2 separate regions of the Mus musculus genome follow, and region 1 is linked to region 2. Evidence: chromatin loops called from intact Hi-C (ENCODE). Cell type or tissue: left cerebral cortex. All regions are shown on one strand. Each heading gives the region's core, and the rest is flanking DNA. Links, peaks and the distances in the headings are about the cores only.

Region 1 (16,359 bases), core at 3,070-11,069, 880 kb after region 2:
ACCAATGCCTGGATACTTCATTCCTCCTTAGAATAGGGAACAAAATACCCATGAAAGAATGACAGAGACAAAGTTTGGAGCTAAGACAAAAGGATGGACTATCTAAGACTATCCCACCCAGGGATCCATCCCATAATCAGCCACAAACCCAGACACTATTGCATATGCCAGCAAGATTTTGCTGAAGGGACTTTGATATAGCTGTCTAGTATGAGGTTATGCCAATGCCTGGCAAATACAGAAGTGGGTGCTCACAGTCATTTATAAGACGGAACACAGGGCATCCAATGGAGAAGCTAAAGAAAGTACCCAAGGAGCTGAGGGGATCTGCAACCCTATAGGTGGAACAACAATATGAACTAACCAGTACCCCCAGAGCTCGTGTCTCTAGCTGCATATGTAGCAGAAGATGGCCTAGTTGGCCATCACTGGAAAGAGATGCCCCTTGGTATTGCAAACTTTATATGCCCCAGTACAGGAGAATGCCAGGGCCAAGAAGTGGGAGTGGGTAAGTAGGGGAGCAGGGCAGGAAGGGTGGGCATAGGGAACTTTCGGGATAGCATTTGAAATGTAAATAAAGAAAATATCTAATAAAAAAGAATATCATTCTGAAAATTAATTAATTAATTAATTAATATTCAATTGCTAAACATAAAAAACACCATGTTAACAGCAAGGATTTAAAGAAATAATTTTTTGCCATTTGACAACAAGCCAAGTAAATTGTGACGCAATGTCATACTTGCTCATTATATAACCAAATTCCATTACCTACAGGAAGTAATCCTAAAGGTACCCAAAGAAATGAAGTTTGGCAAATGGATGTGTTTCATTTTACAGAGTTTGGTAAACTGAAATATCTTTTTTTTTTTCACTTTTCTCTTTTTTTTTTATTATTAGGTATTTTCCTCGTTTACATTTTCAATGCTATCCCAAAAGCTCCCCATACCCACCCCCCCAATCCCCTACCCACCCACTCCCCCTTTTTGGCCCTGGGGTTCCCCTGTACTGGGGCATATAAAGTTTGCAAGTCCAATGGGCCTCTCTTTGCAGTGATGGCCGACTAGGCCATCTTTTGATACATATGCAGCTAGAGTCAAGAGCTCCGGGGTACTGGTTAGTTCATAATGTTGTTCTACCTATAGGGTTGCAGTTCCCTTTAGCTCCTTGGGTACTTTCTCTAGCTCCTCCATTGGGGGCCGTGTGACCCATCCAATAGCTGACTGTGATCACCCACTTCTGTGTTTGCTAGGCCCCGGCATAGTCTCACAAGAGACAGCTATATCTGGGTCCTTTCAGCAAAATCTTGCTAGTGTATGCAATGGTGTCAGCGTTTGGAAGCTGAAATATCTTTAAAGGGGAGGGGAAGGGTAGGAAAATTAGATTTGGTTAGGCCTTAAGAAAGTCAAGCTAGCAACTGTTATTCAGTCTCTGATGCCTAGAAAGCTCAGGGCTTGACTGAAGTTCTGACTGGATCTGTCTGAAAGGTTGAATGAGGCAAGATGATTTTGACTCCTGGTATCATGGAATCCATGACACCAGGAGTCCAAACACGTCAATTCAGCATGTCTGAGGACGAATCTGACCAAAGCTGTACACTCTGTAATATACAAATCTCAAAAGAGAATTTAAGTACTGTGATGGTTTGTATATGCTCAGCCCAGGGTATGGCACTGTTGGGAGGCGTGGCTTTTTTGGAGTAGGTGTGGCTTTGTTCGTGTGGGATTTAATATCCTTGTCCTGGCTGCCTGGGAGTCAGCATTCTGCTAGCAGCCTTCAGATGAAGCTGTAGAACTCTGAGCTCCTCCTCCACCATGCCTGCCTGGATGCTGTCATGTTCCTGTCTTGATGATGATAAAAGATATTCTCTGAACCTATAAACCATCCCCAATTAAATGTTGTCCTTATAAGAGATGCTTTGGTCATGGTGCCTGTTCACAGCAGTAAAACCCTAAGACAAGTACCATTAAAATATCTGTATGGATTGTGTTATTCTGTGTAGGGTGCACACTAGTTAAGGATGAAATTCTGCTCCTTGTTTGAGCATGTGAAAGACAGGTGTCTTTTTATGAGCCAATTTTAATAATAACCAATCATAAAACAGTTAAAGCCATTTCATTATTAAAAAATCATTTGACTATGAGACATGTCTGCTCCTGACAGTACCTCCCCCCATCACAATTCAAAAAAGATATTGAGCATCATTACCTCCAGTTGGGCTTGATTATTGTGGCAAGGCTGCCACCTAGCTGACACAGGTCATCTACAGACAATACTGTCCAGAGAAGGACAATTTTTGCCGTATAGTTGACTATTAGCTTTGCTGAGACAGGATCAGTGGCCCTTCAACTTTTTGCATAATAAGTATGTCAGATAGATGATCCTTGACCAGAAGGCCTAAGACAGAAGCTCTTGGATTCTGAAAAATGGAGGACTGTCCAGGTAATCAACCATCTTTATAAATTGGTCAAGTTTCATAAGCTATGCCTTGTGCTTCCTATATTTTCAGTTAATATTTAGTCACTCTCGGATTTCTGATAGGGATAAAGACTAGTTTTAGTCTCATAATCAAACTCAAGTTGCATAAGATAGAGAAAGTTTATATAGTAGATAACATAGGTTTCTAGTGATATTACAGGCTAAAATTCTAAACATAATCCAATGATAGAGTCAATTCTTTCATTTAGGAAATATGGTAGACTACTTTATCTAAATTGACAAATTGATGGACTAGATGTCATTTGTACCTCATACTGTGTAGTTTGCTTAATAGTTATGGTTTTGTTCAATTTGTATCTGGGAGAAGAGCTTTTTTATAATCCCTTAGGTTGGAGTGGATGGTTCTGGCTATTTTATAAATTATAGATATGTTGTCATTTTGAGGGATATTGTGCAAATGTTGTAACTTTGGACAGGAAGAGGAAACAAGAGAACTTAGATTCAGGGATTTCTACCTTTCCTCTTCTCTGTGCTTCCTTCTTAGATAAAGGAGAGGGAGTTGTAAAGGAAAGTGGGGGATATAATAATATTATAGAAATTAGAGAAATAGAGATAGGATATTAAATTTACTCCTAAACAAAGCATTGTATAGCCATAATCTTACATTGGTAGAAACTTTTATACTTGATGCAAATTGGAAGTTTTAATTTCTTACATTGGTAAAGAATTTGTATGTATTAATACTGGTTTAAGGTTTTCATTGGTATAAAATTTTGTATATTAATACAAAATTTTAAATTAATATTATTGCTCGTAGATAGGCATTATGCCTATGCAACTCATATAAGAATACAAAGGCTGGGAGCTGCAGAAGTGGCTCATCAGTTAAGAGCACTGACTGCTCTTCCATAGGTCCTGAGTTCAAATCCCAGCAACCACATGGTTTCTCACAACCATCTGTAATGAGATGTGACACCCTCTTCTGGAGTGTCTGAAGACAGCTACAGTGTACTTACATACAATAAATAAAGAAATCTTTAAAAAAAAATAAAAAGAATGCAAAGGCTTAGACTCAGTCTCTTTAATAGCTGCTATTACAAACTGTTTAGGATGACTGTACTGGCTAATTTTGTGTCAACTTGACACAGGCTGGAGTTATCACAGAGAAAGGAGCTTCAGTTGAGGAAATGCCTCCACGAGATCCAGCTGTAAGGCATGTTCTCAATTAGTGATCAAGAGGGGAGGTCCCCTTGTGGGTGGTGCCATCTCTGGGCTGGTAGTCTTGGTTCTATAAGAGAGCAGGCTGAGCAAGCCAGGGGAGGCAAGCCAGTAAAAAACATCCCCCCATGGCCTCTGCATCAGCTCCTGCTTTCTGACCTGCTTGAGTTCCAGTCCTGACTTCCTCGGTGATGGACAGCAGTATGGAAGTGTAAGCTGAATAAAACCCAACTTGCTTCTTGGTCATGATGTTTGTGCAGGAATAGAAACCCTGACTAAGACAATGACTAAGTAATGTAAGTTAATAGTTAGATAGTGAAACTTATGGTCATATTAGATTCTAATTAACTACAACAAGTGTTTTCAAATAGTATTCAAATAGTGAATAGCTAAGCATAATGAATGTTTGACAATTACATTTAGATAGTCTTCAGAAGTTTCAGAGATCCACAGAATATAGAACTTAATATTATTTCATCACTGAAGATCATTTGACTATGAGACAGGTGTGATCCTGAGAGTGTCCCCATCCCACTTCAAGGAAGATATTGAGCATCATTGCCTCCAGGCTGAGTTGTTTCCATCTTGGCAAGGTAGCCCTGGGCAAGAATTGCCCTAATTCATCTGCAGACAAAAATACTGTCCAAAACAGGACAAACAGATGTGGCATAGTCAACTGCCTAGTTCTGCCAAGACAGGGTAAGCTAGTTCTTCATAATTCCTGTTTCATTAAAGGTCTGTCAGATGTTTCTGTGCCAGATGGCTGAAGATAGATGCTCCAACGTTGTAAGAAATTAGGGGACTGTCCAGGAAGTCACCTGTCACCACAAACTGTGTAGTTTTGGAAGTTGTACCTTTGCGCCTCCTACATCTTCAGGTAATATTTAATTTCTTCTCAGATCTCTGATGGGATGGAAGACTAGTTATAGTCTTATATCAAACTTAAGTGGTTTAGCACTAAGGAAGATAATCTAGATTTGTAAGGATAGATTTCAGATGGGAATACAAGTTAAAATCAACATAATTGAGGCACAGAACTATAAACATCTTAAGTTAGGAGAGATGATAGAGTACTTTATCTAAATTGACAAATATGAAGGGCTGGATGTTAAGTGTATGTCATATTTTATAATTTACAAAATTGTTAGGGTTATGTTCAATTTATATCTGAGAGAAAACAGCATTTTTATTGGACAAAAGGGGGGAATACGTTGTGAGTAGCCCTGATGCTGTTTGTATTCTGATGTTAATTCTGCTTCCTCAAGAGAGGCTGCTCCCTGACAAGCAGCTGATCATGTACTCAAGTGATCTTAGGTGAACCTTTTCCCCATTTTAACTGGTCAAATAAAGGCTAGAGGCTATGATTGGGCAGTGGAAGGAAAGCTGGGACAGGGGGTCTTGGGGCAGGTAGAAGGAGGAGGAGGACAAGGAAGGAGAGAGGACAAAGAGGGGGAAGCCAAGATGGAGCAGAGCCACCTGGCCAGGAGAACTGCAAGTAGCAAAGGGTCTCATAGCCGGGTGTGGTGGCGCACGCCTTTAATCCCAGCACTTGGGAGGCAGAGGCAGGCGGATTTCTGAGTTCGAGGCCAGCCTGATCTACAGAGTGAGTTGCAGGTCAGCCAGGGCTATACAGAGAAACACTGTCTCGAAAAAACCAACCCCCCCCCCAAAAAAAAATACAAGTAGGTGCAAAGGGTCTCATAGCTGGAGAATAAGTTAGTGTCGTGTTAGATCTGCCTAATGTAGGCTTATAGCTTATAAATATAACTGAATTGTGTGTTTTCTATATGGGCTTATTGGGGTTGAAAATGACGGCAACAGTCTAGATACACAAATGCACACACACACACACACACACACACATCACCCCAGCACTAGCCACTGCTGTCAGGATATTTAAAGGTAAGGAAAAGCTGAGAATCTGCTGCAGGACAGGGGAGCCTAGTGAGAGTGGAGTGCAGTGCTGCCCTGCACTGCACATAGAGGAAAAAGAAGAGACGGGTGGACCCAGGCAAAGTGACCCAGGGTTAAGAGTGGACCCAGGCAAAGTGACCCAGGGTTAAGAGTGGACCCAGGCAAAGTGACCCAGAGTCGGGAAAGAATAAAGAGGAAAGTTTAAATTCCATGATAAAAGTGAAAATAAAAACAAAATACTAAAGTCTAGGAATATTATAAAACCGGTGCTAATGAAAGTCGTGTGTGTGTGTGTGTGTGTGTGTGTGTCTGCACACAAGCCCTTTCCACCCATGGTACAGGACTTTGAGCTGTTAAAAATCACTGCTATCGTCAAGTTCTTTCTATAAGTGCGTGTGTGAACTTGTTGAGTGTGCTCTGCTGCTAGTAACTTCCAGGCCTAGAGTTCTCAGGAGGAAATTGAATCTGGTCCACCCTAAGATCCCAAACCACATGAGATCAGCTATTCTTGGGACTGGCTGCAGACATAATGTTGGCAGATTCGTTGCTAGCCCAGTCACTCTCCCATTTGCAACTTTTATTTGAGTCCAAGAAAGACATCTCCCATGACCAAGTGCAGGTTATGTTTTCAGCCAAACCAAGTTTACTACCAGGTCAGGAGCACATTTGAGTCGGTGCTTTGTCGCCACCTGCTGGAGCAAGGAGGGACGGCCACCTCAGTCCTGGCGCAGCAATAACCCTTGTGAATAAAAGGTGAGGAGTCTGCAGCAGCTGACCACACCCCCCAAACTCCCATGGGCTCAGTGAACCAGGCTCTAGGGCCTCAAATTCGGACTCCGCTATTGATTATTTCTGTGGTCTTGGCAAAGTGATTCGCCTCTCTTTTCCTGTTCACTGGAATTCTGTGGTTGTAACCTTCTTAAGTCGCTGTGAAGGCTAAGATGCTGTCACGCTTCCATTGTGAGTTGAAGGCTGCCTGTGCAGCTGAAAAGTAAGGCTGTGGGATCCACAGCTGCCTTGTGGTGCTATCATTGATCTAGAAATTCGTGTCCAATGCTCTTCTTTTGCCAGGTCCCCTAAATAGGTTGTTGTAGTTTCCCGCTCGTATTTGGTTGTGTATGTGATTTTAGGAAAACACAGATTACAGGGGAAGGTTTTGGGTTGGTTTGTGTGTGTGTGTGTGTGTGTTTGTTTGTTTGTTTGTTTGTTTGTTTGTTTTTTCTGAAAAGTACCCAGAGCTGCTAGGAGCCCTGACCTGGGTAAAGGAATGGATGAAGGAGAGACACACTTCACCACAGACAATGTCAGGGAAAGCACAGGAGGCGAGGCAGAGTGACGATAGGCCTCCCTGAGGAGGAAATGGGCAGAGACTAGGGGTTGTAAAATGTCATCGAGATTGATGGTGTCTCTTCTAGAAGCTGCATTCCCCATGTCCTTTGCAGGCCCTTGGGTTTCTTCCTTGGCCCTACAGAATATACGCTGCTCTCTGGTGCCACCGTGTGGTACAAAGGGGAATCCGCAGGAGGAGCCAGCAGGCTCAGGTCTTCAGGCTCCTGCGAAGTCTAGACCTCATTTAGGGATGCTGGACCCTTTGAAATGGTGACCATGAGAGGATGAGGCAGCCTAGAAGTCACAGAACCTGAACTTTCCCGGGCTCATCTGTGCTGGGGTGGTGGTCTGCTTAGGCAGGCTTGCTCTTGCTTCTCTCCTGGAACAGAGGTAAGGAGCGTCTAACCAGTGACATCCAATGGGGCTGCACCCTACATGAGCATGCAGAACGTAACTCCCTTCATTCTGCCCAGTTTTTAGCTTTATAGTCTTCTTCTGGCTGAGTTGGGTTCTGCCTAGATAACCTTGGGTAATTATCACTTCCATCCCACCAAGCCCAAGGCTTCATTAGGGGAAGGGGGGTTGCCTGGGACATCTTGGGACGTTAAAAGTCTAATCTGGAGCCTGTGGGTGTGTTAAAGAGGAAACTCACACGCATTGATAAGCGTCAAATCCAGCCAGACTGTGTGGCTGGAAGCTGGGAGAAACTGATTCACTATGACAGCTGTCCATCTTTAAAAACATCTAGGTTGGCCTGACACCCTTCAAATTAAGTACATTGAAATGATGTGTTAGCCAATGTTCACCTCATGTGACAGTCCTGAATGCATGGCTTTCACACCACATAGGATGACATATCTCTGTGGGTAAGGGCCCAGTGAGGCCCTTACAGATCCTGGTTCCACCCTGGCTCTCTTTCTCCAGGGGCCTGTGGTGAGAGCCAGTTTCCTCCAAGCCTATGGGGGTGGAAGTGGACAATGACAGGGCAAGCTAGACACGGGCACTAATTCGTAACTCATGCACCCTGCTCCTGGCAGAGCTTCTCTGGCAGAGGGAGAACCAACCCACACAAGGCCTTGAGAACAGGGAGACGGAGGCAGATTCAGCCCATGGCCTCAGCAACTGAGTAAGGCCCAGACATAACTGACTCCTTAGCCATCAGGGCCCTCGTTATTTTCAGATGTCAACTGGAACAGTAGGAGGCCCTGCTTTGTTGCTGGCAGAACACAGGCCAGAGCCACCCCTTGCCCCTCGTCCTTTAATATAGATGCCTTCCTGACTTTCATCGTTTATCACAAACAGTTCCAATACCAAGGAGACCCTGGTGGGCACTAAACAGAAGGAGAGCAGAGGATGTGGCTGGAACAGAGCTCAATCTCCAGAATCCACATAGTGGGAAGATATAAGTCATTTCCACGATAAGTGAACAAAAACAAATAAACAAATGCAATTAGAATGTATAATGAACACAATTAAAATTTAAATAGAGATTAGTATGACCTAATTTTTCTTCTATTATTAAAAAAATACAAATCCCATGTTCCTTTACTAGATGAGATAGCTTGGGTCCTGAAATGGTCACCAGGGTGGCCTCTGATTACTCCTTAGAAAGGGACACAGGGGATGGAGAGATGGTTCAATGATTAAGAGCACTGACTACTCTTCTATAGGTTCCGAGTTCAATTCCCAGCAACCACATGGTTTACTGAATAACATTCAGTAAAAGCCAGACAGGAACGACCAAGCTCTGAGAAACAGAGGACTTTAAACATGCCATATGGCCTGAAAGGTGGATGCTATATGAAAATATATGGGGAATCTGAAGAGAAAGATAAAATATAAGAGCCATGGCAGTTCTACCAGCGAAAACCCAATCTACACATACAATGCAACACCAGGGAAATCTGTGCAAGGCCTTTAGCAGCAGATGGGATGGGACAGGATACAATTGGGGGGGGGGTCCCTGGGGCCAAGTCAAGGTGGGAACAAGAGGAATCTGAGGTACACAAAATTAATTCCAGTGCATCCACACTGTTAGTCTACAAGCAGAAAATATATAACATATTTGAGGAAGATATGACTGAGAATTTTCCCATTAAGACATCAAGTCATGGATCCTAGAAGCTCAGTAAAGCCCAGAAAGGCTAAGAATGAAGAAACATCCACCATAAGTCCCCGTGTGACGCCCTGCTTGCCCAGGTTTCAGTTGCCCACCAACTGCAGTCTGAAAACATTAAATAGAAGACCAGAGATATACAGTTCATCTGAGCAGACTCCCACCCCACCCCATGGTCCCTCTCCCCCTCCCCCATCCAGGGATATGGAACCTTCCTTCATGCTGAGTATCCACAGTAGATTCCTCCTTCCCACTAATCAGATTGGCTGCTTGTTCTTAGTTGCACCTGGCTTACTACTGCAGTGGCCCTGGAGAGTCACTTGCCCAGAGCAGCTTCCTCCAGAGAGATCATTACTAATAAGGAAAGAAAAGTGCTGAGTGCCAGGTTGGCTGTGGTGACCTGAAAGAATGAATCCTCTACCCACAGAGCTGTGAAGAAGGCGCAGTGCTCTCATACCAACCACAGAGCAGATGTGATAAGACAGAAGCCTGCTTGGGATGAGAAAGGCCCTCTGTGTGTGCACAGGATGAGGTCTGGTCCCATCTGTGGATTCAGGTAGCCACTGGAAGCCCTGGGACAAGGCCCTTCCTTTCTGAGCAAGGGGGAGCTCCAGCTGATGTCTTAAGTATAGCTATGTAGTGATGCGAAAAGGCACATAGAAGGAACTCAACAAAGTGGCATGATGCATTCACAATGATAAAGGACAAGACGACCCGGAACTTAACCTTTACAGTGCTGATAGGAAACACAAGTCAAGCTGGATTCCCCTATTCAGCAAATGTCCTTCAGAAATGAAGATAAACATAGACCTCCACAGACCGATGAAAGCCAAGGACTAGGTCCCCACCCGGGAAAGCCAGATGGAAATCTGAATGAGCTCACACCAAGATGAACTGGTTGGTTGTTTTTCTCACTTACTCTATAAATGGGCAATTGCTTAATTCCCTAGATGTTAAACAGGAAAGCGTGAGTCCCAGAAGCTCTGTATGCTCTAAGAATACAGTTTGGGAGATAAGGAGATGGTTCAGTGGTTAAGAACATTGGCTGCTCTTCCAGAGGACCAGAGTTCTGTTCCCAGTACCCCATTGTGGCTCACAACTGTTTAACTCCAGCCACAAGAGATCCAGTGCCCTCTTCTGGCCTCTACAGGTACCAGACATGCATATGGTGCACAGACATACATGAACAAAATACTCACATACATAAAGTCAATAAAAAAGACGACCAGCTATGCACTAGTCAGTGTTTGCCTCGAGGGGGTGCATCCAATATGCTTACTCTTCACACAACTGGCTGCATGGCCTCTCTGACACTGCAGTGACCAGACAGAAGTGTACAACACCTAGCCAGCAACTGCAAAAGCACCACTGTGTGTTCCAGGATTAAATCCCTTCCTGAGAACACATTTGGTAAGCATTCTGAACTCACCATTCCCAAAGGGTAGCAGCCATGCACCACCTTTGAATTGGACAGAAGTGATCACAGGTAAGGGATCCTGGTGGCCTTGGGTCCAAGTGACCTGATACCCACAGCATCCCGCAGCAGTGCTTCCAATACGTGAGAGAACAGCCAGCAGTCCCAGAAGCTAATTCCTACGTGGGCCATTCTAGATACAATGACACCTGAGTGCAGTCTGTCCCTGGCACTGGGGTACAGGCGTCATGAGTCAGGACAGTCAGACCCCTCTACACAGACCCTGCTCCCTCCCCCTCCCCCTCCCCCACATACACACGTCTGCCCCTCTTTTCTCTCTCCATCTAGCCTATGTCTAGTCACACTAACTAGAAACAGACCTCTTTCCTTTGACCTCTACACATCTTCTTACCTGGTCAGGCCTGTCATTTGGTTGATAGTTCAGGCAGTGCTTGGAGAACTGGTTAGACATCAGTTGTGAAGTATGATTTCCCTATCACATGTGGTGCCAGTCAGCTCAGACTACCCAAGATAACGGATGTATAAAGAAGAAGGGCCACTGCTATGGTGGTGCATGCCTGCAATCCCAGCCTTTAGGAGGCTGAGGCAGGAGGATTTTGAGTTCCAGGAGAGCCTTATTTTAACACCAAGTAAGACTCTGCTTCAGAAAAAAAAAAAAATACAGGCATTTTTTTTTAATTTTAGTGTAATAGTTTTCAATGGATCATGACTTAACAAATCATGTTTAACGAATTAGATCACACAAATTGTAGTAAAATCTTTTTTAATAGTACCCTTAAGATAAACATGGAAAACCAATAGCAATACAAGGACATTTTTTTTCTCTTCTTTGTGATGCTCCGTTAGACTAGAGGCTGGGAGGAGAATGGCTCCACGGTTCTCCCCTCAGGAGCTATGCAAGGAGTGAGGCTTGAGTCAGGCTTCTGACAGCAGGTTATATTAGTGGGAGGCCAGTGCAGCCAATTGCTCTAACCTGGCTCCCCAAACACCACAGATCCATAAGTGCTACACTCTGGGCAACAAGCCTCTTTACAGTCAAGTCCACAACTGAAAGATAATCTCTTCATGGAAACAAAGTGAGGGGTCAAAGCACTAGCAACTGGGAAAGGGAGGTGGGCTCACTGTGCCATCTAAGGCCTCGTGGGGTGAAGTCGAGGCTGACGTGCAGAAGTCGGCCTTGGCTCACCTCTGCAGGTTCCGAGCCAAGGTGTCAAGGAAGCAGCCTGGCTGCTGCATGCCGTCAGCTGAGACTCCAGATGCTGCTGCTGCTGCTGGTCCTCTGCCGCCTTCTCGTCTCTATGCCAGGAGAAAGTCCGGCACTGGTCCCCAGTGCCCAAGCAGATGTCATGGGCACAGAGTGAGAGTGTGACAGGGAAACCCAACAGCAGCAGGGCTAGCCTCAGCAGCCTTTCTGAGTAATGTCCAGCCCTGAGGACTTTGTGATTTCCAATGTTGTGAATACCTGTTTGCAAAGAAAACAAGAGATGGCAACGTTACTGCTGCTTTAACAAGGACGTGCTCCAGCTGCACTGAGAGAACACATTGAGTTAGGTTGCTAATATAGAACATACTAGAATCAAAAATCTCTGATGTTGCATTTCAAAATTGTTTTGAAGCTAGGCTAGTTAAAGCCGTTGTACCTCACTGTGGGCTGGGGAGACTCTAACTGGGTAAAGAGCTGGCAATGTGAGGACCCAAGTTCAAGCCCTGAAAGCCATGTTGAATGTGCAGGTACATGCTTATAAAATCTCCATGTCATGGAGACGGAGATAGGTACATCCTGGGACTTGCTGGCCAGCAAGCTTAGGCTATCGGCAAGCTTCAGGTCAGTGTGACACCCTGTCTCCAAAAGAGGTAGACAGTACCTAAGGAATGACACGCAAGGCTGTGCCCTCGGCCTGCACGTGCACGCGCACACATATACACACACACACACACACACACACAGAGAGAGAGACACATGGATACACACAGACATACCCTCCTGTTCCTTACCTCACCACAGGTGGGGTGGATTCCAATGGTATCATCCAGTAGCTGCTTCGTGAGCCCACATTTCATTGCAGCTGCAAATCCCTGCGTGATTTCACCAGCATTTGGCCCCAGAAGGTGAAATCCCACCACACGTTCCTTTAATAGAGACAGAACACAGAATTCCCATAAGCTAAAGATCAGAATGAAAGTCTACTCCCTGTCATTCACAGCTAAAATATATAAGATCACCCACAGGAAAGGAACTGAGCAGTGAACAGCCTCTCAAAGGATCTGTCAAAGGACTCGGTAAATGTGTGGTAAGAACTCACACTCAAATTTACTAGCACACTCAATTTGCCTACCTACCGGTGATGGAGCTCATGGGTGGGTGTGACTTCTGAATTCCACTGAGACAGGGCCACACAAACATGGCACATATGAAATAAGGCCCTACACTGGTGTGATCCCAGGGGCTGTGATCTTAGGAGGAGGATTTGTGGGCTCCGTGAGCAGGTGCCTGCTCCTGACACTCAGTAGAGCTCAGGAATGGCTGGTGGAGGCCGTCAGCAAGGCAACACGCAGTGGGTGTCAGGGTCATGGGGGCCACAGGCTGTGGCTGGATCCTGGCCTCCATTCTGATCCACCGTGAACACAGAGGCAGGGACAGAGGGGACAGAGCCAGGTGCATGAGACATCCCTGCCTAGTGCCCTGGAACTTCTCTCTGAGGGCCTCCCCTCAGCACTCCATATGCGCCATACCACTGAAGAAACACACACAGACGTGCACTGTACACAGAGCACTGCACACAGTGCTGGATGGTAGCCAAAGTGTCAGGAGCCACAGTTGTAGACCATCCGTGTGAAACCATGGGCTCTGGGCAGCAGCTCCTCCTGCGTCCTAACAGGTGCAGCTGAGCTGAGAACCTGCTCCTGTGCCAGCCTCTGCAAACAGCTGAGAGCTCGCTCCTGCCCTGACTGCCATCTTTTAAAATGCCATTAAACCCAACTGGCAAGAATCCAAGCTGTATTTTAAAATCTTAGGGGGTCAGGCTGGAGGCGCAACGCAGGGCAGAGGGTGGACTTTGCACAAATAGGCTCTGGGCCCAAGCCTCAGAGAAAATGGAGCAGACTGGAGAGCACAGCATCTACATACGTTGTCGAATTTGTTGCAGATTATCTTTGCATAACAGGTGTTGTTGTCTCTGCCAGCAACTGTCCACTCGAGAGGCCAAAACAAGGTGTGATACACCTAGACCAGAAGGGAAAAGCTTGAGATTAGCATCGTACAAAACCTACTCCTTGATACGCTCTTAGCCTCCTAAGATGACAGGCAGCAACAGCTTGTGTAGCATTGGAAGCCCAGGGTCCCAGCTGGAACACACTGATGGCTGCATTAGAGCCAGGCTCCCAAAATGCCAACTTGTCGCTTTTGCTTTGTGCAGCCATTAGTCAGAAATACAAACAGCCTCCTGTCGGCTAAACTCCATTTTCAAGCATTTAGAGTGTTGCTGGCGCCTGCGTGGGCTGAGAAGGTGACTACTGAGACCCCTGCCTAGTGTCACATTCACCCCAAACCTAGCAGATCAGCAGGCACAGAGCTGTCCCGCCTCCTGAGCACCACACCCGTGCTACTGACCCCAGCTTCCACCCTCCTTGGATAGCCATGTCTCTGGGGAGGCTCGTCTGAGTCATTATCCATGGGGCAGAGCCTTTCAGACCTGAATCCCCAAGGTCTTAACTCGCGTACCCGACCTCCCCTGCGCCATAGCTCTATTCTTCCTCTCACTTTGCCAGTGAGACAGAGTTTAGATTCACTTAGAACTCTCCCAAGTAGGCAGATGACTTCTCTAACATCAGCACAACACAGACTTGCAAAGTTACCACATAAAAAGTGGCTTCAAGGACAGACAGCTGATTATAAAGGACATATGGTCTTACTTCCAGATTCTCTTTTTTATACATTTCGATGGCTTTCTCTTCCGACAGTCCACAACAGCCATATTCCAGAGGTGTGAACACCGTTGTTGGGATGTTAATATAATCACACTAGAAGAGAAACACACCAGACTTCTGTGACCTGCTTCCCGGCAAGTTTCTACAATATGGATTCGTAAAAGGCAGCTGGGGCTATGTCAGATCAAAAGGGACTTGGCGGTTATAGAAGACTGGAGAAGCCTAAATTTGCTGGTGAGCATGTAAGAGAGCATGCCCGAAATGTATTTATTATTTCATTTCATGTGTGTGGTGTTTCCCTGAATGCATGTTTGTATTCCACCTGTGTGTCTAGTGCCTACAGAGGACTGAAAGGGGTATTGGATGCCCTGGAACTGGAGTTACAGACAGTTATGAGTCACTATGTAGGTGTTAGGACTTAAAAAAAACCTGGTTCTTCTCCAAGGGCTATAAGCATGTGAGCACACACACACACACACACACACACACACACACACGCACATGGGGATATGCATGCACGTGGAGGCCTGAGGTTCGCATCAGGAATCTTCCTCCATCACTCTTCCACCCTATCAACTGAGACAGACTCTCTTAGTCAATCCCAGATGTGCCTGATACAACTCGTCTTGTTGGCCAGCTTGCTCTGGGGATCCCATCTCTGCTCTCCAAGACTGGAATTACAGGTGGGCCACCACACATGTGTTTTAAGGGGTTCCAACTCTGGTCCTTACACGTGTTGGCAAGTGTTTAGCCCCTGTCCTATCCCCCCACTTAGCTGAACTTCTGCTGAGTTCTCGGGAAGGCCCTGCACTAATCAGAAGGGAAACATCTTTGTGTTTAAGCAGCACAAGCACCAGAAGCTAGAGCAAATTAGACTGACGTCTACCACTTCAAGAACTCAGAAAAGAGAAGTGTATTTACTAGAGTTATTTCGAGGAGAGGAGCAAGCTGAGCGGCACAACTCAGAGACCTGAGCGCCTCGGCAGAGGTTCCTGCAGGAGCCACCAGCTGTCTTCCTAAATGCAGCTGGGGAGCAGAGTCCCCCCACCCGCCATGGCACACAGGAGGATTTCTGGGCACCAGCCTCCTTCCACTTGTCCACCCATTACAACCACTGCCCTTACAGACACCCTAAGTGCCATGTACACTGTGGGGATGTGCATCACACAAGCAGAGGCACCACCTTGCATCTGCCAGCCCTGCCACAGGTCCCCAGGACTACTGACAGAGCAGTGTGTTCCTCACAGAGCAAGGTGAGACTCTTGAGGACACTATTATTCCCACAAACCTTGAGCTCTTATCTGATGATACAACTCCTAGAAAAGTCCATTGCTTCCTCAGTGGAATCACCCAGATCCCAAATGTCTCACTAAGGAATACCAAGACAGGAAACCACGCTGTTCATAGCTGTCATCTTGCAAAAGATGGAAGTGAAATTGCATGTGAATGGGGTTGACCAGGCAGGCAGTGCGAAATGCTCGCAGCCTGATCAGGACACACTCTCCACTGAGAGCTGCAGCAGACCACTTAGGAAGCTTGTTTCCAGCCCGTTGGATAATTCAGGCATCTTTTTCTGCCCTGGAGCATCTGGGTTGCAGCACTCTGGCATATAACTATACTTTTGGACTGTTATATGTGGACTGTCTGAGACCTGTGGGACTCAGCCCCCACCTGTCTGGTAAGTCCTAGGGCTAAATCCAAGGTGATTTCACTATCACAAGACAGCCCAAAGACGCAAAAAACACAAGTTTTATCAACTATTTAATCAGTAGTAAGTAACTCAACTGAAAATTATTTCTAAGAATATTTATTTAGAAAATGAGTCAATGAGTGCTATTTGTACTAATTTTGATATCCTAATTTCTGTCAAGATACTATGTCTCAGGGCTGGAGATGAAGCTCTGTGGTAAATAATTTACTTGATTTTCCATGAGACCCAGACTTCAGCTCCAAACACACACATGCACAAACACGCACACAC
Region 2 (16,359 bases), core at 4,748-12,747:
CCTCACTAGGAGCTGGATGAAGTCCCCGAAGGTGGTGGCCATGTAAACATCCTCATTTTCTAACTCCAGCCCGTCACACAGCTCCTTCACCTCCTCCACCAGCCTGCAAGGAGAGAAGAAGAACAGAGAGCCAAGGGTTAGCAATGACAGCCAGGCATCAGCAGCTCTTCCGGGATGAAAGGCCAGTTTGGGGGCAGACATTTAGGCCTAGCTTCTATATCTGATGGAGGGCCCTTTCTGATCTCATGAATGATACACAAATACAACCAACAGTGGCTTCAGTGGGGCCATAGTAGATACTTGGAAGAGACTCCCTTGTCCCTGGACTCACCTCACAACATCTACGGATGCAGCTCCTGACTTGAAGAAATCTGTAGAGTCTTCTACCTCTGGGACATTGGGCAGAATTCGCATCCAAGAGCTCTGGAAAACAAAGGCCATGAGAGACAGAGCTGCTGGGAGAAGTAGGGTGCCGTTCTCATGGCTGGATGTGGGTTCCAGCTCCTGTGGTCTTCAAGGCACTGTCTCTAAGACCCAGAGAGGGGCACAGCTCTGGCCTCTGTGACACTAGGTTGCTGGTCTCCAGTACAGTGAAGGCAATGGAAAATGGCTGGGTATCAGAAAGGCTCACTCCTGGCTTTGGTGGGGCTGTCAGGGTTCCAGTGTTCCCAGCACAGGACTCACATGGCAGCATGGAATGATGGTGAAGGCCTCATGGACTTGTCTGCTCTGAGAAACTAGCTGGCTAGCACTCCTCTGACCTGCACCCTCTGAAGTACAGCAGAACAAGCTGCTGGCCTACTGGGCAAGTGAGGAGAGCACATCGGCCGGCACCCCCAGTGGTTATGGTAGGAAGGCTGTCCCTAACAGATGCCAGACTGAACTACCCAGTCGTAACATCCACTGGGACAACTTCCACCCTGCTGCACAGGACTCCACAGCAGCCATTGTAAGCAAGCATCTTTGGCTAAGAGCCTGCTGGTCCAGCTGGTCCAGTGACCCTGAACAGGCTCAGAAGCAGGGTTACAGCCACAGCGGCTGCTCCAAGAATATCCTGAAAATTTCTTTATTTGGAGGGAGGGGGTTAAATCTAGCAAATGTGGAGCTGTTCCCTCCCTCCTCTCCCTTCTTTCTTCCTTCCTCCTCTCTCTTCTTCCCTCCTTCCTCCCTTTCCTCCTCCTTTCTCTCCCAGACATTTAAAGTGCCCAGCTTTCCTAGGGAAGATGCTTGCTCTCTGCTATCCTGGACCACGTGGCACCTCATGACTGTCTCTTGTAGAGTCTTACTCTTCAGTGTTATAACACTGGTCCCAGCTGTGACCCACCTCCATTCAGCTTCAGATCATGGCAGAGGTGACCTTTTCAAACAGGGCTGTCCCTGCACTTTGGTGTCCCTGCACCTGTGCTGTCCCTGCACCTGTGCTGTCCCTGCACCTGTGCTGTCCCTGCACCTGTGCTATCCCTGCACCTGTGCAGTTCCCGCATCTGTGCTGTCCCTGCACCTGTGCTGTCCCTGCACCTGTGGTGTTCTTGCACCTGCAATGTCCTTACACACATAGTCCTCTGGGCTAAGGTTTATCCAGATCTTTTCTCTGTAGCCAGCTCTCAGCTTCCCTCCAACACTGACCCCATCTCTGAGGCCTCGTCTCACAGGCCCTGTTCTGTACAGAATGTCTTCCAAAGCTATCTTACTGTCTGCACCGATAGGAGCTCTACATGGACAGCAGCTTCACCCACCACTCCCACCCACTGTCTGGCAATCAGGAGGAGCTCAGCAAGTGTCCCCAAGTCCCTTAGCTTGTGAGGACTTACCACTCTCTTTTCACATGGTATGAGGGTGGTACTTGTTAAGTAAGGGACACACATGGATTCTTCATGTGCTGTAAAGTCCACGTGGAATTCTGCATTGGGAGTTTTCTCCAGACTACCTGTATGGTGGAGTCTGCTCCTGATGCCTAGGGTAGGGCAAGCTACAGCCCCAGGGCAGCCTCATGGGCACACCAACACCCTCTACTATGCATGCTGCTAAGACCTGTGCACTCAGTGAAGATTCAACTTACATGGCTGGCCTCTCAGATGGGTTTATCTGGATAGAGTCCTCTCAGGCAGAGGAGCAGTTGTCCTTGAGCCCCTGTCTGGATGGATGACTAAGCTGAAACCCTTCAGTGTCATCTGCTCAGCAAGGCTCAGTACCACAGGGAGACAGAGTGGGAGGGGCCAGGAACAGATCCTGGGAAGTGGCTGCTGACCCAGCTTCAGGCTATATCACCAGAGGAGGAAGCTACCTGTAGACCATTGTGGGGGAGAGCCAGTCCTGAGCAGGAGTGGAGTCGAGTCATGTTTGAGAGCGGTAGGAAGTTGGACTACTCCGTCCCCTGACTCAGGCCTGCATGTCCCAGGCACATGTAGTCCTGCACCCCCACCTTTGCTGACAGCAGAGGAAGTCTCATAGTTAAGCCAGGTTAAGGCCATGTCCAGTAGCACTGCACCCTCCATATGCAAACGAGGCATCCCCAGCACCCTGGCACCCTGGTAATGCTGTATACATACCCCATATAACTTACTCACCCATAAAGTTTAACAAGCCTTTATTCCCCACCTCCCCACCCCCCAATAAAAACGAGTTGCTCTCTAAAGTCTGTCTCCTAGAGAAGTCTGTTTCTGTTGCACTTACTTGCCACCTGAGGTTGTTCTCGCCTCCCTTCCCCTCTCTGGTGTGCTTACTGGGAGGGGGTGAAGTGGGAATGACAGACTGTGTAGGGAAGGAGCTAGAAGGGATCCTGTCTCTGAAGCTTTGCTGGTCACCGTCTGGATGTTACTGTGTGAGTTCCAGACACACACGCATCACAGGTGACAGGGTTAAGGCCCCACCTTTAACTATTCCAAAGCTAAATTTCATTTGTTAACTGTTTGGAGTGAGTCCCTAGAAAAGCCAGATTCAGTTGATCCAAATCCCAGGGGCCCAGGTACAAAGGAAGAAGGGACCAAAGACATCAGAAAGTGCCAACTCGGGACAGAGGCAATGCTGATTAAGGCCAGTGCATCCCCAACTCCAGGGAATGTGAACACATTAGACACATGTACAGGGTACAATCTGCCCAGCTGTGTGGCACCACTGAAGGTGTGTCTTACCCGCACGGCCTCTGCTGTGGCCAGCTCCTCCTCGGTCAGCTCCAGGGCACTGCTAGCAGACCCCTTGAAGAACTGGGAGGCTGGCATCATCTTGCCATCTTCCAGCTGGATATTCTTCACCAGCAACTGCAAAAGGGAGAACTTCAATAGGACCAGAACAGGATGGGCAGCTGAGCAGGGAATTCGCAATTTCCCTCCAACCCTCAGAGCCAAGATAGCCTCCAACCCTCAGAGCCACAGGAGATGACAGAACTGAGACACACTGTCCTAGGCATACGGAAGAAACCGTACAATGCATGTCTGTCCTTGATCCTAATTGTCCATCACCTGCCACTCTGGGCTTGCTGCTTGCTTTCTAGACTCTGTGTGTGCAGGGTGCATGAGTGTGTATATGTGTGCACTGCATATGTTCATGTGTGTGTGTGTGTGTGTGTGTGTGAGAGAGAGAGAGAGAGAGAGAGAGAGAGAGAGAGAGAGAGCTAGGGCCTCCCTCATGTCAAGCAGGCCCTTACCACTGAGTGCCACAAGCCAAGTGCTTTCTTTTGTTGAATAACGATGTTATTTCTACTAAAAGGACAGCGACAGCTTCTCATCAGAAAAAAAAAAAATGCTTGCAGCACTACAGTGAAAGTCAGCTGAGTCAACAATGCAGCGTTAGTCATGGGATCATTCCCAGAAGCCGGTGGCAACATCTGGAGGACAAACGGCTGCCTGAGATACAGGTGGAGAGAGGAAAGGATACAAGGAGAGTCCAGTCCTGGTCTGCACCCTCGAGGACAGCACTCCTGGCAGAGCCTGGCTCCAGCTCTGCGGAGCTTGTGTTAAGTGTGCAGTGCAGGCAGAGTCACCCTTCTCAGTGACGGCAAGCCAGCCTGCTGCCAGCTCATCCAAACTCATTTATCTTATCTTTCCTCTGTCCAACCTTCTAACATGTATTAGACAATTGTGTATGAACAAACAGAGTTCAAGTAACTCATCAAATACATTACAAAATCTGGCAATCTGAGGTAGATATAAGAATATTCCAGAGTCACAACCAGGGTCAAACACAGTGTCTAGAGCAACGCAGTTGCCTTTGAAGATATTCTAGAACTGTCAGCAAGCAGAAGGCCAGCTAGACCCAGCAGACAAGCCTGAGTCATGTTTCCCGAAGGCTTCTGTGCTCTGTTGTTTGGATGGTTGCAGGGGCAGAGACAGCCAGGGCCTTGGGGAACCTACCCCTCCTGAATGCTAACACCAGCCTCCAGCTGCTGCCAGGAGCTGGCCACCGACAGCCTACTGCACAGTCCCATCCTCACTGCACCTGATGCGAAAGCATCTGTGACCAGAGAGGCCAAGGGCTCCACACTATTCCAAGGACAAGAACAGCAGATGCTGACCCGTGAGCACATGTTCAGGGCAGAGGCAAAGTCAATGGATCCTCAGAGACACCTGGATCAGACAAACCCACTCCTTACCTCGTGGCTTTGCTCTGCCCTCATAGCCACATGGGATTTTTTTCCCCCTTAGGGTGCTCCTGAATAATCATCTGTGGGAGAATTTCCCTCTCAGATGCTATTTATAGGATCTCAATAACAGACAGATAACTTCAGTCTGCACACATGCGTTATACATACCTAAGTGCCCACCCACTGTTAAATGGCAGCTGATAGACAGCCTTGGCCTCTCATAATACAACGGCATGAGAATACAGGAGAGAACCTTGTCAGACTGCACAACTCTCCACCCTCCCCACCTTAGCCACACTCACACAGTCAAGGATGCAAAGTGTTGGAGACTTGCCTCTCACCACACCTGTGAGAAAATTCCCAGAGTGGAGTCTCAGGGCCACGGCAGTCTCAGGGCCAGGATTTAGGGTCCGAAGCCCAGCTCTGGCACTGACTAGCTTGAGAAACCTTGGGTAAACTTGGTAAGTCTTTTCATTTTGATTTGCTCCTCTGAAATATGCAAACAATATCTATAATTAACTCCTAGGGTTGTCTGGAGAATGAAGTGGGATGCCTGTTCGTGGTTTTTAAATAGCGGTTGGTGCCTAAGTACACTCCATTCAATTCAGCAGCTATTCCGATATGCAAAGTCCAGTAATAACTACCAGAGCTCAGCAGCCACCCCATTCAGAGAGAGGGAAACTGTGCTCCTGTGGCAGCTTCTCCCTTTACACTCGGTTCTTTCTGTCTCTTCAAGGGCAGCCTGGGGTCTTCCTGTAGGCTTTGAGCCCAAGGACAGCAGCGTGGGTAACTTTGAACCTATGATCCAGGCCGGTGACTCACAGTGTGCTTACCATTCTATCATCATTCCCAAAGAGGATGAGTCCCGCTTTGGTGACTAGGCCTGGACGATGGGCTCCTGGGATGGGTAGAGCTTCTCCCTGAGCCACCAGTCCTGAAGTGTTGAGTGTCGAGTTGAAAAACGTCAGCTTCTATGGCGGGAGAGAAGCCAAGAGACAGCCGATGAGTCCCTGCTATCTGCAGCCCAGCTGAAGCTCCACAGGGCTGAGAGGGCCAAGTGGCATGGGGGCTGATGTGACCCTAGGGTGAGTGTGCCTGAGACCAGCCTTCAGGGGGAACAGGAGAGACCTGGAAGAGCTGTAATCTACACACGAGGCTGAGGCGGACCTAGACCCAGTCTTTGGGAGCACAGATGCTATCCAGAAGATCTGAGGACCTGGATGCCTCAAGCCTCGGGCATCCTTGAGACCTTTGCACTTTCTCAGGGACACAGACCCCCAGGAAAGTTTTCTCAGGGTATGCCACAAAGCCACAGACCCTTGGCTGCTGCTGGCCACTGCTGCAGATGAAGCAGCCACAATAAAGGGTTGTGTGTCAGTGCAGAAAGTGAAGGGTCCTCTGCATAGTCCGCTTGCAGTGAGCTGGGGGGGGGGGGGGGTCAGGGAACTAGACAGCAGTCTGTATGGACACTGGGCAGACTTTGAGAGGTACATAAGACTTGCATCTCTCTATCCTAAGTCAGCTACTGCTCAGTTTCAGCTCAAAGTAAGTTGCCCCTCTCCTGGGGCAAGGTCAGAGCTGGGCCTACTGCATCTGAGAACATGGGGTGAGGCTCAAGCTAAGCAAATTCAACAGGATCCCAGGTTTCAGTAGGTTTCCGGGGCTACCAGTGGCAGCAGACATCTCACTTTTAGCTCTGAATGGTACAGGGTCTCCTAGTCCTGGAGTAGGGGGCATTTGGGAGAAGGTAGAATAGGAGCTCTAGAATTTATCAAACATTTTAAACCTGGCGGGTGGTTTTCAAGGTTGCAGGGTGGGGGCACACAGATCTTCTGCTGGACACCAACCTCATGGGAACCTACCTGCCCACAAGCCTCTGTCCAGGCACCTGGCACCTTGTCATTCCCACGGATCCAGTTGTGAATGGCCTCTGCTGGCTGGTCCCAGTTGATCTGTAGGATCCAAGATGTTGTCTCCTCAGCTAGCTTCTCTCATTCCTGAAGACTGCTGCACAGTGGGCCTAATCTTGCAGGTAGAACCTGGGCTTCCTCCTAGACATGTGTCTGAGTGCAGAGCAGGGTGCCCTGGTTTGGGGCTGTGACCTGAGTTCTCTCCCTGCACAGCCTGTAGAATGGCTTTAGGAAGAGGCTACTGTACTGTTGTCAAGGTGGCTGAGGTCCCACAGAGTCCCAGGAAGAGTGCTTTGGCCCATCCTGTAGAGCCCCACTACTGTATCTTTATGTATACAGGGCTCATGCAGACCTCCATACAGAGATAACCAGTCCCAAGAAGAGGCAGCCATAGGACAACCCACTGCTGCTCCAAGAAACCTCTCAGTGTCCTGGAGCTTCCAGCTCCAAGGCTGATATACGCCATAGCCCTACTTATTCTTCCTCCCTGGAGTGATGCTTCTTCTACTTAAAGAGAAACAGGAAAAACATGATGCCTGAAGGGACCTTGTCCCTCCACGTTTCGATGCTGTGCTGGAACCCTGCCTTCCACTGCTGTTCCTATAGCATCAGTGGAACCTTGCTTCCCTGAGCCACTTCTGCACTCCAGACACGGGTGATGCTGGGTAGCTGGGTTTGGTACTCACCATGGCTGTCTCCTTTTTCTGAATGCCCTCATAGGTGGCTCCTTCCTCAGGCTGGGGACGGCGTGGGGCTGTGCCCTCTGCAATCAGTCGCACAGCCTGAACCTGCAAAGGAGACTCCAGTCAGCTTCCCCAGCATCAGCGTCCCACCCACATCCAGTCCTGGTCCTCACCCTGCAGGCACCTGAGAAGCCTACAGCATGGACACAGGGACACAGGGTATGGGTGACAGGATTTGGGGAGAGTGGAATGGCACACAGACCATCAGCAACACATCCTCTTAGATTATAGATGCTCTAGATCTCTAGGGGAGGAAACAACCAGACCCCACTGGGGATAACAGACACACAAGCCTATGGGTTGCTGTCTGGAACCTTCTTGAAGGAGAATAGCTCTCAAGCCCTGATGTGGGCTTCGACATCTGTAGTAAAGTAACTTCTCTGGGGTCTGAATCAAGGAGTGAAAAGGAGGCTGTAACCCATCCTGAGGAGGACCCAAAGGAGCTATTGTTGACAAGAAATAGAATGCCATGGGGCTGGGGAGGTGGCTCGGTAGTTAAGGGCACTGGGTGTTCTTGTGAGAAGACCTGGGTTCCATTCCCAGCACTCACATGACAGCATACAACCTCCTATAACTCTACTTCTATGGGATCTGATGCCCTCTTCTAATATCCATGGTGCACATATATACAAGCAGGCAAATGCTCACACATGTAAAATAAATAAATAGAAAAAAATTAAAGAAAAAAATAGGGCATCAGAACTGTAATGCAGGGAGGGTTGCCTGTTGAAATACACTATAGTGATAAACATGGGCTGTGTTTGTACAATCCTGTACAATTGCCAGCTCCTGGGGACTTCAAAGGTAGGTGTGTGTGTGTGTGTGTGTGTGTGTGTGTGTGTGTTATAATGCAGGAGATGAAACATACAAAGTAATCACTATACTACAGAGCTAGATTCCCATCCCCAAATTCCTGAACGGAAATTAATTATAATTAATTTAAGTAGACACATGTGACCAGTGGTTGCCTTGGATACTCTGTCTCTAATGGCCATCTGAGTCATTTGCTGTGGAATGTGAAGTCCTCTCATCTCAGGCTAAGTATTCAACAAGGCAGCTTTGCTCACTACTGTTTAACACACAGTGAAAACATTAAAGACAAAAAGGCAGCTGATGTGAAAACAGACTGTGGTGAGGGGCAGATGGCTCAGGGCTTGCAGTGGTCTGGTGACTGACACCTTGCTCACTGCCATGTGACAAGGCTCTTTGTCTGTAAAACATCCTGGCCTGATTATCAAGGGCTTTGGTCCTCTCTCACTAGCCTACCCTACAGGAACAATATACACACTAGGACCTCCTGGGGGCACTGTGTCCTTCCTTGTCTTTCCACAGCCCTGCCCAGTGGAGAGTCTGGAACACCACTGCAATTAAGTGGCTATCTTCCCCAATTGATCACAGCAGGATGCATATCACCGAAGCAGCCAATCAGTGTAGGAGGCAGAGGTCCTTGTGTTCAGAGATAAGGACTAGGGAAATGAGGAATGTTAAACAAGCAGGGTTAGCCTGCAGTTATAGTGCTCACCTTTAATCCCAGCACTCAGGAAGCAAGAGCAAGTGGATCTCTTGAGCTTGAGGCCAGTCTACTCTAAAGAGTGAGTTCCAGGACAGCCAGAGCTACACAGAGAAACCCTGCCTCTAAAAACTAAAAAAACCAACCAAACAAAAACCATGCAGGGTTGTCCCTTTAGATGGAGAGATGTTTAATAACCGGTTGTCTGCCCAGAAGGCTGGGAAAGGACATGGTAAATAGCCTGGTGACATTTGTGCTATGCTATCTATGTGGCTGGGACCACACCACATCCTTCCCCAGACCCTTATCATGAACTTGTTTTCCCTCACTCAATCTACACAACCCATCTTTATGACAGGTGTCACATGTACTTTACAAAGCAGGGCTTCGCTGTAGTCATGTCTTAAGCTTTTATTGTACACACAGGATTGAATTAAATATCACCAGGAAGTCTTTTTTCACCAAATTGTGCTGTTCTTAAATGTGCCTAAAATAAACATGAAGTGTGAACCAACACTGGCTACTGAGTCATACTGAACCCAATTTCCTTCTTGCTTCTCTTGGATCGACACTCTGCAGGCCCTGATGTTTATAGAGTCCCCACAAGTCAGAGTATTCTTGTTGCTCAGGCCAACAACTGAGTCAGCATAACCACATGACCCATAATGTCCAATCAGAGTCTTCCTTGATCTTTCAGCCATATATCTTGGAGAAATGGGGTTTCTCACCCCATGGAAGCTTAGACATAGGAGTCAAGGATCTTTCATGTCATGCAGGACATCTGACCTGAGGATAAAATGAACTAAACAGAAAAAGGACCAAATTGAGACGTGAGAATCCAAAGACTTAGAGGCTTTTGGATTCAACCACACCTGGCCCACCCTGTGTCTGGACTTGTCTAGTCAATGACTCCAACCAAAGTGCCTTTTGGGCTAACACCCTCTTGAGTTGGGCTCTGCCTACTCTGCCCACAGTTCCTTCACGTTCATCATCCCATCCCTTTGAGGTCCTAAAGAGTGAGTGCCCTCTTTCACGAGTCCTGAAATTGAGTGTGTATGCCTGGCCAGTGGCGATCAGGAAGGGCAATGGAGCCAAGAGTCTAGAGACTGTGTCAGGGCAGGTATGTGATGGGAGGGCAGGCGTGGCCAGCCTTCAGTCTTACCATCCCTTTGATGCCCTCTGGGAAGAGGAAACGGTTGTACAGCGTGCTCACGGTGTCATCTGGAAGCACGTCACACTCCTTCTGCAGCAGAAGGTCACCAGTGTCCAGACCGTCATCAGCCCAGAAGATAGTGAAGCCTCCTTTCTTATCTCCATGAATGAGGGTCCTGGAAGATACGAGGAAAGTATCAGTCTGATAGAAAGTGTCACAGAGGATACCCTGGGAGCTGGTCCCTGGCCCCTGCCACTCTTGGGAGGGGTCTACCTCCTCCCATAGGGGGCTGACACCTTCTCCTATAGAAAGGGAAGAAAAGAAACAGCGTTTATGATCTCCAACCATGCGTGTGCACCACCACCTGACAAGCGTGCTGACTTAACACTCCCCTACTGTGGTTCAGGGAGACACACGGCAGGGCAGGGTAGGCATCAGCACCATGCACTTGACTGCCCCAGAGAGATGTTTCAGGTTGAGGGAGGGTGACATGCCAGGCAAATTGAGGGTGGAGCCCATCTTACCAGTTGATGGCTGAGGCCCCTCGGTGCCTGGGCAGCAGAGATGGATGGTAGATGATGGAGCCATGCCGGGGGGCATTGATGACCTCCATGGGTATGAACTGGCTGCAGAAGGGGAGCACGTTGAGTTCTGCACCCAGAGCCTGGTACTTGGCCACGACCTCGGGCAGAGCCTGTCCTCGAGCCCGCCACCGAGGGAACTTAAACACGGGCACGCCATCCTTCTCGGCCTCCAGGCCTGTGGAGAGAGCAGGTGAGCAAGCTTCCTCTCTGTTCTACCCACACACTGTCAGCTGTCTCTACCCAGAGAAGTGGCTATGGGCCCATTCTTGGTCCCCTTCCGGAACAGTTCCCACTGTCCAGCAAAGTTCTGATGTGGGTGGGGCTAGCCGCGGGTGAGTACTGGGCAGGGACTTTCCTGCTGCAAGCCCTAAGGCCTCCGAATGCCTCCCTTGCTCAGATCTCACAGGTTCTCCTTACAGCCCTTTCCAGAGGCCCCTCCATGCCCAACACTATGTCTTCCTCCTTTCCCCTGACATCTCTACTTCCCTTTCCCTACCTCTCCATCCTCTGGGTGTCAGCTGTACCAGGAGGAGGTGAAGAGGCCAGTGTGTGTGGGGGGGGGGGGAGGGAGGAGGACAATAAGGGTGAGGAAAGAGTTTGGTCCTTCGGTGGGATCCTGTCCACCACCCTAGTCAGATGCCTCACCCTAGCTATAGGGGTTCCTTCCCAGAGAAGCCAATTAATCCCTGCTCCCAGGATGCAGACCTGGCCCCGCCCGATGTACACACTCTGTTCCTCACACCTGCAGCCTGGAGGCCCAGTCCCGGCCTGCAGGGCTCCTTATAGGCCATTTCCTGCACAACACCATCCCCTCTTATCCTCAGGTTGGTGGTAACAGCGGCCTCTGGAAGGCACAACCCTGACCGTCAGGGGCTCTCTTTGGCTGACCATTCTTCAGTACTTATGAACATCCTTAAGCAATTCTCTTAAGAGCACTCCTGTTGTGTACAGTCCACCCTTGACCCTGCTCTCTGTCCTCATCTCTGCCACCATGACCTGATGTGGTCATGAGGGGCAATATTTACATAGTCAATGTCACCAGGTTTGGAATCAGTAGGAGGGTGTTGCCAAGGTGCTAACATCCCTGGGATGTGGATAACGACATCTTATGTACCGAGGTAAATAAAACAGGAGAAAAGAGCCAGCTAACGACCAGGACAAATCTCAGCTTCACAGTGTGACCAGCTGTGATGAGACTAGGTTGGACTACACTTCCAAAGCAGCCTCACTGGGGCCAGTGAGACTCCTGCAGGCCATCCAAGGTCAAGGCCAAGCAGTGGTCCCAACAGGGCCTGGGCTGGTACTGGCAGGTACTGGGAGCAGACATTGTCTGGTCACTGTTAGTATCTGTTTGTAGAGCTCAGACAGTGGGGTCATGTATATCATGCTGTGGTCAGGTGCAAGGCTGAGACCTGGCAGGCATCATCAGAGTCCAGGGGTCAGACTGTGGCTGCTTGCTCTGCCCTGGATCTGGCTGGTCCCACAAAGTCACTTTCCTACTCTCAATCTCCCATCCTTAAGCTGTACCCCACAGTCCTCCTCCATCAGGCCTGAGAAGGCCCTGTTCATCATATGGAAGCCCCAGCATCCTGGGTGCTGGGCTCCAGTTCCAAGGAAAGGGTCCAGGACTGAGGTAGGGCTCTCCCCAGTGAGGTAGGGACACCCAGAAGATGCTAAAAGGGAAACCTCTCAGCTCTATCCACTCTGTGTGCCAGGAACCTTTGGGTGGACTGAGCACTCAGGGCTAACAGAGCCCCAAAGATGGTGACATGAACGGAATGACAACCCCAAGAGCCACCCCTAGGAGGTCTTCAGAGATTAGATGCTTGGGTCAGAGAAGTTAAGAGAGGTATGTGGGACAAAATGGACTTCTCTATGCCCACTGGTCAGGATACAGATCCCACCCCATAGTCACTTTATTCCAGGGCAGTCCAGCAGCCACTTGGCATCGGGGTGGATTCAGGATGGAAGGTGTGTAAGTGTCCTCTGCAAGGGCTGTGCTGTGAGACCCCAGACTTTACCTACCAAGCCCACCCTCCTCCCTGCCCCTGAGCTGCTCACTCACCCAGGGGATCTGCTTTCCCATCCTTGTCTGGGATGGTGAACACACCCACCACCTCATGGCCCTCCTTCCTTAGCTGGCAGTAAACCTCCTGGCCAAACAGGCTCTGCCCGATTACTGCAATCTTCATGGCAACAGAAGGTTGGAAGGCACCTGTTGAAGGAGCAGCCAGAGGGTTAGAAAGGGCTCTCTGGAGTCGTAGGAAACCGCGCGGGCTCCTGCGGGTGCTTTCTCCTGTCTTGGCCATCCCTGGGGCTCCATGAACAGCAGGCTGCTTTGGGGAGACTGCTACTGTGCAAGGGGACAGGGGTACCCTAGACATCTGTGGATGTGAAGACTGATGACAGCTGTTGGATCAGACAGTGACTGTAGCTTTAGGGGGCTCTCTTCACTGATCCCTGCAAATTGTCACAAACCTGGTGCAAGTCCTCAGAGACATTTTAGAACATTCCCTGGAAGTGACCCATCTGTGACCTTGGCCACACCACTTTAAGCCTTTGTTCCCTTGCTGTTAATGAGAAAGCCACCACACTTCTCTTGAGGTCACACCAGGCTTATTGCACCAGGCCCAGAAGTCATGAGAGAGACAACAAGGAGCTTTGCTTGACACCAGCCTCCAGAGCACAGGGTGACTGAGTTGGGAGGGGTGCTAGTGGGTAAGGCTGAAGAGAGGGACATTGGAATGAAGAGAAGTCAGTGTGGATGGCTGCCAAGTTCAGTACCTTCCTGTAAAACCCGAGGTACTCTCTGGTATCTTTCCTTAAATTGTCCATTTATCACATATGCATGGTTTAGGGAAAAGACCAAAGCAGCGAGCACTTCACACACTCAGAGGCGCAGAAAACAAGGGTGTGAAGCAGCCTCACGAATTCCCACAGGCACAGCTTGCTGCTGTCTGAGCACCCGGAATGCCTGTTGCTCACCAAACACCAGGGGCTCTCTCAGCACAGAGCACCGATCTTGTTTGCCTTGGTCAACCTCACACATCTGCCGTTCAGACTTAACCTCATGCCTACTTTCTCCGCCGTCTCGCTAGCCTGTGGACATGTGAGCTGTCAGGGCTCGGTGTTTGTGTCACAGATGGCCATGCTGGCTCAAACGCTGCACAACCTCCACAAAAATCAACTCCAAACAAATCACAGACCTGAGGTTATAAGCCACTCAAAGATAATAAGAGAGACATGGGCAGCCTTGCATCATCAATAGCTTTCAAAGCACAGAACTGGAGGGCTCATGAAAAGAAGAGTTAAGTCCTTCACTCAGTTAAATACTTCTACTTTTAAAGGACTACATCAAGAAAATAAAATGAGGCCAGGCATGGTGGTGCAGGCCTTTAATCCCAGCACTTGGGAGGCAGAGGCAGGTGGATTTCTGAGTTCGAGGCCAGCCTGGTCTACAGAGTGAGTTTCAGGACAGCCAGAGCTATAGAGAAACCCTGTCTAGAAAAAAAAAGAAAAAGAAAAAGAAAAAAAAAGAAAAAAAAAACAAAGAAAAGAAAAGAAGATGAGAATCCAAAAACTGGGAGACCTGAAAAGCCAACCCTCAAAACTCAGTCAAAAGAGCAACAACTCGATTCAAACCTGCTAATAAGATGTTGCAACATATAACAAGGACACTCCAACATACAACAAGTTCCACTATGTTTATAGCAGCCTTATTTATAATAGCCAGAAGCTGGAAAGAACCCAGATGTCCTTCAACAGAGATACAGAAAATGTGGTACATTTACATAATGTAGTACTGCTCAGCTATTAAAAACAATGACTTCATGAAATTCTTAGGAAAATGGATGGAACTAGAAAATATCATCCTGAGTAAGGTAATCCAATCACAAAAGAACACACATGGTATACTCTCACTGATACATGGATATTATAATGCCCAGAAGCTGGGAATACCCAAGATACAATTCACAGACCACATGAAACTCAAGAAGAATGAAGACCAAAATGTGGATGCTTCAGTCCTTCTTAGAAGGGGGGACAAAATACTCAATGGAGGAAATATGGAGACAAAGTGTGGAGCAGAGACTGAAGGAAAGGCCATCTAAAGACTGCCCCACCTGGAGATCCATCCCATATACAGTCACCAAATACAGACACTATTGTGGATGCCAAGAAGTTCTTGCTGACATGAGCTTGATATGGCTGTCTCCTGAGAGGCTCTGCCAGAGCCTGACATATACAGAGGCGGATGTTTGCAGCCAACCATCGGACTGAACATGGGGTCCCCAATGGAGGAGTTAAAGGACTGAAGGAGCTAAAAGGGTTTGCAATGCCATAGGAAAAACAACACTAACAACCAATCAGATCCCCCCTCCCAGCTCCCAGGTACTAAACCACCAACCAAAGAGTACACATGGAGGGGCCCATGGCTCCAACCGCATATGTAGCAGAGGATGGTCTTGTCAGGCATCAGTGGAAGGAGAAGTCCTTGGTCCTGTGAAGGCTTGATGCCCCAGTGTCAGGGAATACCAGGGCGTGGAGGTGGGAGTGGGTGGATGGGTGGCGGAACAACCCTCATAGAAGTAGGGGGAGGGAGGATGGGATAGGGGGTTGGGGGGGGACTGGCAAAGGGGATAACATTTGAAATGTAAATAAAGAAAATATCCAATAAAAGAAAAGAAAAAGAAAAAGAAAAAAGCTGGTGGAGGCCAGAAGGTGGCATCGGATGTCCCTGGAGCTAGAGCCTCAGGAGGTTGTAAACTGCCTTGCCTCAGTGCTGGGAATAGAATGCAAGTCCTCTGGAAGAGCAGCAAGCCCTCTTAACCAGTAAGCCACCGTTCCAGTTCCCCAAAGCATGCTTGATCTAAGGCACCCCTCACTGTAACTATGGGTTCTAGAACCCACTCTGCGCCAGACACTTTTATGTCAATTTGACAGAGCTAGAGCATTGAAGAGGAGGGAACCCCAATGGAGAAAACACCTCCATCATCAGATCAGGGCGTAGGCAAGCCTATGGCCATTTTCTTAATTAGTGATTGGTGTGGGAGGCCCAGCTCGTTGTGGGTGGGGTCCTGTGCTGGTGGTCCTGGGTTCTTTAAGAAAACAGGCTGAGAAAGCCATGTGGAGCAAGCCAGTAAGCAGCACTCCTCTATGACCTCTGCATCAGCTCCTGCCTCCAGGCTCCTGCATGTTTGAGTTCCTGACTTCCATTGATGATGAATGGTGATGACAAAGCATAAGCCAATTAAACCCTTTCCTTCCCAAGTTGCTATTGGCCATGGGGTTTCATCACAGCAATGCTAGGACACGCCCTCATTGGCATTTCTTCAAATGGACAGAAAGCTAATGTCCACATAAAACCCCACATGCAGCATTACTTAGAACTGACCAATCCTGGAAGCAACTATGACACCGGTTAGGGAGTGAATGGAAAAACAAGGCAAAAGCCAGTGAGGATGGGGTTCAGATCATGGACCATAAGCCAGAGATAGTGCAAAGGTCAGTGGTTTCCAGGGCAGAGGGGAGGGTGGTGGGTAGAGAACACTCATGGGCTCTAAGTCTACAAGGATGGATACAGGTCCTTACACACCGCCCAAACCTGAAGAGCATGCCAACAGCTCACTGCAGAACACGGATTTGAGGTCATCACACGCATTGGCATAGGCTCACATAGCACGGTGAATGTTTAACAGGAGACAACATGGGCAGAGTGAATATATGGGAATCCAATTCTGCCCTCATGTTTTCCCATAAACTTAAAACAAGTTTTGAGGGTTGATTATTAATTTAAAGGAACAAATAGAGCTCTCTGGGCCTACATTTTGCTCAAAAAAAGTCCAACTGGATTAAAAGTAAATATTTTTACACCAAAGA

The links. A loop is a pair of places that touch in the nucleus more often than their neighbours do. Peaks named below come from ENCODE experiments on the same cell type or tissue, not always from the same donor. Only the 100,000 strongest peaks of a DNase experiment are listed, where the experiment ranks them.
Region 1: a loop joins it to region 2, with 4 times the contacts of the local background. A loop is called at or near these places in 11 of 42 quality-filtered maps.

What each region holds. Positions count from the first base shown.
Region 1 is chr6:89,670,283-89,686,641 of GRCm38, reverse strand. Txnrd3 (thioredoxin reductase 3) reads right to left here. Exons shown (of 16, transcript NM_001178058.1): 13 at 14,364-14,471; 14 at 13,579-13,674; 15 at 12,447-12,581; 16 at 11,113-11,913. The coding sequence ends at 11,845. Among named protein-coding and RNA genes, the nearest start is that of Txnrd3, 34 kb to the right of the region's middle. In left cerebral cortex, for the core only: CTCF peaks have their summits at 6,270 (motif pointing left) and 7,075 (motif pointing left); DNase peaks (open chromatin) are centred at 6,269 and 7,070.
Region 2 is chr6:90,553,537-90,569,895 of GRCm38, reverse strand. It overlaps Aldh1l1 (aldehyde dehydrogenase 1 family, member L1), which reads right to left. Exons shown (of 23, transcript NM_027406.2): 2 at 12,545-12,694; 3 at 10,420-10,654; 4 at 9,905-10,070; 5 at 7,176-7,277; 6 at 6,442-6,531; 7 at 5,413-5,550; 8 at 3,132-3,257; 9 at 332-423; 10 at 1-103. The coding sequence starts at 12,671. Among named protein-coding and RNA genes, the nearest start is that of Aldh1l1, 11 kb to the right of the region's middle. In left cerebral cortex, for the core only: a CTCF peak has its summit at 8,568 (motif pointing right); DNase peaks (open chromatin) are centred at 5,046, 8,603 and 9,294; H3K27ac peaks cover 456 bases.